2 separate regions of the Homo sapiens genome follow, and region 2 is linked to region 1. A link is a loop called in an ENCODE intact Hi-C map of the cell type or tissue named here. Cell type or tissue: A673. All regions are shown on one strand.

Region 1 (2,500 bases):
CAGAAGGGCCCCAGCATCACCCGCTTTGCAGCCATTCTGTCATGTCCTTGAGGGGCATTTCCTGATGTTCTCTGTCTGTAAAATGAGGACAGAAGTCCTTACCATCGGACTGTTACCAGGTCAGAAAATAAGATTCTAGGGTTCCAAAAAAGAAAAGAAAGTAAGCGTTTATTCAATGTTTCTTCTAGGCCTGTGCTGGAATAGTACCTTGCAGGAGAGCCCAGGTTTTATGAATGTTTGCTTTGATGGATAGGTGCGCGCATTGCATTCTGGCCCGTGAGTCACTGATTCTCCAGTCTGTGACTCTTCTTCATTTGTTCACTCAGCAACTGTCTTGAACATCAGCTATACTCAAGGCACACATGTCAAAAACTATTTATCGATTATTTTGGTTTACCCCCAATCTCATACGCCTGCATACGCCTGTTAATACAGCAAGGTTGTAGGTGTGTTGTGTTGTTGTGCGTGTGTGTGTTTTTTAACCTTTGCTAGGCCTTGACATGAAAAAAAAGAAATTGTTTTTAAATTTAGAAGCAACTGTAGAAATGACTTCCCTATCAGATTAGGAAATGCTTGTTCTTAAGCACATCAGGAATTGGGACTTGCAAAAGATGAAGAGGAAGGCCATCGATTGTTAGCACTGAGATAAGAAGGTTACTCATAGACTGACCTTCCCACAGACACCTTCTCTCCTGTGTGCCTTTTCTTTTTCATTTTTGTTACTTACATGGAGGTTGCGCTTGAATGATCCAGCTGCAGTTCTGATTGTTTGGATAATTGGCAGGGAACCGTGGAGAGGAAACAGTATCAAATGAGCTGGTGAGGATGTGGCCTCCGCAGGCTGGGGAACACACAAACACACATACATGTCATATGCTTTTCATTTCTACTGACCGTACAAAACAATTATTTGATGAATAAAACCATCAATGATTTTTCTTCTTATTTCTAAAATGCACGCCAAGAAAGTTCTCCATAAGGAGAGCTGTACATAAACCATGAGAAAACAGGAGCACAGTTTATATTTTTAACAATTATTCTTCAACTACAGGAAGTAGGAAGTGGCAAAAAGCAACAGATTAAATGTCTATGAATTGCCTAAGTCATTCAAACAAAATTCTTGCATGGATTCACTTACACTGCCCACTCATAAATCATAGGCATAGGGATAATCTGCTTATAAATGACCTCTTTTTTTCAGGAAAATAAATACTCAATTGAATAAGGCTTCATAAGGATGACTGTAGATTACTAGAGAAGAGCAAAATTCGATGTGAGTCTTGAAGAGGGAGAGGCGGTCACCGCTGGAGGGCGTAAGAGGAGTCTTGCTGAGGAGGAGGCCGAGGCTAAACTAGGACTTGGAGGGTGAGAAAAGGGAGGCCAGGGAGGGGACTGCCTGAGCAGACACAGAGGAGCATCTATAGAGGCTCAGCTGGAGCATGGGGTGCCCCAGGGATGTGGGTGACTGACGCTGGAGAGAGGTCAGGGTGGGTTCTGGGGCTCTTGGTTAACATCTGCAGGAGCTTGAGCTTTATTCTCCAGGCCAGGTGGAGACGGGACAGACATTGAGCATTCCAATGGCATGATCAGAGCAGGGCTTTTACAGGCGACTTTGGAGAGAGATGGGGTAAGGGTAGGTGACTTTCAGGAGGTTGTTACAGTCCGGATGAAAGCTAGCAGGGACTTTTTACTATGAAGCAACAAACAAGTGAATAATAACATGCAAAAGAACTATTAGGAAACTAGTTTTTCTTTAAAATCAACAAGAATATAGTCTGTCTTGCTCCAAAGTCTAAAGGTCTATGGTGCGTATTTGGGAGACCTCGATCCAGGCACTGTCCCCATCCAGAGCTCTTTACTACAGAATATAAGCGAGTTGACTAAGATAGACATAATGACTACACAGACTAAATGTATTTGTAGTGAATGTTCTGAGTCATCTGAATACAAGTCATCTCTGACTATGGGATAAGGGGTTCATCTCTTAGAACGAGCAGATGAAAGGCAATGGGTAAAAAGGTCTTGGAGAAGTGGTGATTTAAGAACAAAAATGGCCAGGTATGGTGGGAGGCTAAGACAGGAGAATCACTTGAGGCCAGGAGTTTGAGACCAGCCCGGGCAACAGAGCAGATCCCATCTCTAAAAAAGAAAAAAAATAGCCAGGCGTGGGGGTGCACCTATAGTCCCAGCTACTCAGGAGGCTGAGGTGGGAGGATTGCCTGAGCCTGGGAGGTCGAGGCTTCAGTGAGCCGTGATTGCACCACTGCACTCCAGCCTGGGTGACAGAGAGAGACCCTGTGGAAAGAAAGGGAAGGGGAGGGAAAGAGAGATGAGGAAAAGGAAGGGGAGGAGAGGAAGGGGAAGAAGAGGGGAGGAAGGGAGGGAACAAAGAAAGAAAAATAAATGGAAAACAACAGTGACTCCTCAGTTGGACAATGGCAGGATTCAGAAATGAGGGAAACCACTGCTTCCAGGGGCTGGCATCTGAATACATTACAAG
Region 2 (2,500 bases), 77 kb after region 1:
AGAGCCAATGTAGGAACTGCAGGGTAAAGACGTGTTTAAACAAAATTCTGTAATGTTGCAATTGGAAATCTTTCCCATTTTAAAAAGTAGAAAGTCAATATAGTTAACTGAAACCCACAACTGTGATTACCAGTGTTTAAAATTTAGCATTTTGCTCAATGCATGCTTATTCATACCATGAGCCTGTCTGATAGTGGAAGAGACCTTTCGGTTGCCCTGCCTTTCGCCAGTCTGAGGAGCAGAGCAACCTGAGGTCAACCAGGAAAGGCAGTGTGCATAGGACAATTCAAGTTCTGAGCATCTAATGGAATTTTTACTGCTTCAGGGTAGTTCAGAAATTATTTTAGGTTTGATTATTATTCATCCTAATTCTGTCCTTCATGTTTGAAGAGAGGAAACACGCAGAGTTTCTTTTGAATCTGAGAGCAGAGGCTCTTTTGAAGGTTGGAACGTTGGTTCATTAACTGCTGCAAATTAATGCAATCATACGAAAATCCTTCATTGTGAAAGATGGTCAGAAAAGATCAGCATTTCTTTTTAAGGAAAGGGATTCTGATCACACTGAAATAACATTTCTTCTTTCAATTTTTTATAACTAAAAAATCACATTTTACTCAGGCAATCTTAAAACCAAAATTTCTTCTAAAATGCCTCATGCTAAACTCAACGACACTACAAAGCATCTGGCTTCGCTAACTAATGGATATACTTCATTCTAAACTTTTTTTGAATCCAGGTATCATGCTTAGTACGGTGCTAGACTCATATCTGGTATCAAGTTATAAATTGAAATGTTTGGTAAACTCTTCCCAGCTTTTATGCATGTTTTTGAATAGCAGCTGAACTTAGAATTGTAATAGCTTATCTCTAAGCTCTAAGCAAAATGCAAAAGTCCCAGAAGCAAACTTCCTCTGACAGACAGTTCCAGGAAGCATGACTCATCTGCCCAGGAAGCGTTGGCGGTGGAGCCATAATCAAAGTCGGCTCAGATCCACCGCTGCTCAGACAAAATCTCATCTGCTTCTCTGCATCTCGCCAACTGGAAAACAGGATTTTATCTACAATCCCAGTGGCTTTTGTAGGAAAACTGGGAGGCAGGAGAAGCAGCACTGCTTTCAACACAGTGGGGCCAATTGATGTTAATTACAACTGGGAAGGCTGCTCTGGAAACCACAGATTTATTTACCACAAAATGCTATAGAGCAAGAGCCCCAGTCCCCAGACCAGTACTGGTGGCATCAAACTCTCATAGGAGCATGAACCCTATTGTGAACTGCACACGCGAGGGATCTAGGTTGCGTGCTCCTTATGAGAATCGAATGCCTGATAATCTGTCATTGTTTCCCATCACCCCCCAGTGGTACTGTCTAATGCAGGAAACCAAGCTCAGGGCTCCCACTGATTCTACATGATGGTGACTTGTATAATTATTTCACTATATATTACAATGTAAGACTAATGGAAATAAAATGCACAATAAATACAATGCACTTGAATCATCCTGAAACCACCCTCCCACCCCACCCCCGGTCCGTGGAAAAACTGTCTTCCACAAAAACAGTCCCTGGTGCCAAAAAGATTGGGGTCTCCTGCTTCAGAGCACAAAAAAATAATCCATGAGACTATGTTTATGTTAAAATAACCATAGATAATATGTATTAGCACTTATTCCATGCTGGTCATTATTCTAATTTAAAAATCCTAGCAGCTCTGTAATGCAGGTAGTATTGTTATCTTCATTTTAGAGTTCTGGAAACTGAGGTAGGTAGAGGTTTAGTAATTTAATATTTTGAAAGGCATCAACTACTGAAGAAGAATTTTTCCTATTTCCTTCTGTGGCAGTTCTTTTCTTAAGAATAAGCATTGTTGGTCGGGCGTGGTGGCTCATGCCTGTAATCCCTGCACTTTGGGAAGCCGAGGTGTGTGGATCACCTGAGGTCGGCAGTTCGAGACCAGCCTGACCAACATGGTGAAACCCCATTTCTACTAAAAATACAAAAATTAGCCAGGTGTGGTGGTGGGTGCCTGTGGCCCCAGCTACTCGGGAGGCTGAGGCAGGAGAATCATTGGAACCCGGGAGGCACAGGTTGCAGTGAGCCAAGATTACGCCACTGCACTCCAGCCCGGGCGACAGAGTAAGACTCTGTCTCAAAAATAAAATAAAATAAAATAAGAGTTGTTAAACTCCAGGATACAGAAAGTCTTTATTCTCTGTAATAATAGAGAGTAACCAAAACAATTTTTAAAATGATAGGGACAATACGAACACTCCTGTTAGTCACTGAAATTAAAATTTTTTTCATTATTTTTCTTAACGGAGCTTTGAGTAAAATAAGTGGACAAAAATTGTTGGTTTTATCATTTGTCATTTATCCTTAGTGAGAAGTGTCAAAATGCATTAACCATGCAGGCTGCAGGCAGAAAACAAGAGGAAAATTAAATGTCTTGAGAAATGAATCATTAATTATATCTCAACCTAAAGAATTGAAGGCTCTCTATT

Evidence for each region. Hi-C counts contacts between places; a loop is a spot of excess contacts. Peaks named below come from ENCODE experiments on the same cell type or tissue, not always from the same donor. Only the 100,000 strongest peaks of a DNase experiment are listed, where the experiment ranks them.
Region 2: a loop joins it to region 1, with 2.8 times the contacts of the local background. A loop is called at or near these places in 13 of 110 quality-filtered maps.

The regions. Positions count from the first base shown.
Region 1 is chr10:16,951,549-16,954,048 of GRCh38, forward strand. It overlaps CUBN (cubilin), which reads right to left. Exons shown (of 67, transcript NM_001081.4): 33 at 728-841. Among named protein-coding and RNA genes, the nearest start is that of RSU1, 140 kb to the left of the region's middle. In A673, a CTCF peak has its summit at 1,309; DNase peaks (open chromatin) are centred at 793 and 1,263; H3K27ac peaks cover 1,768 bases.
Region 2 is chr10:17,028,769-17,031,268 of GRCh38, forward strand. The region is part of intron 27 of CUBN (cubilin); the gene reads right to left. Among named protein-coding and RNA genes, the nearest start is that of CUBN, 100 kb to the right of the region's middle. In A673, no CTCF peak of the experiment used is centred here; DNase peaks (open chromatin) are centred at 963 and 1,273; H3K4me3 peaks cover 682 bases; H3K27ac peaks cover 2,079 bases.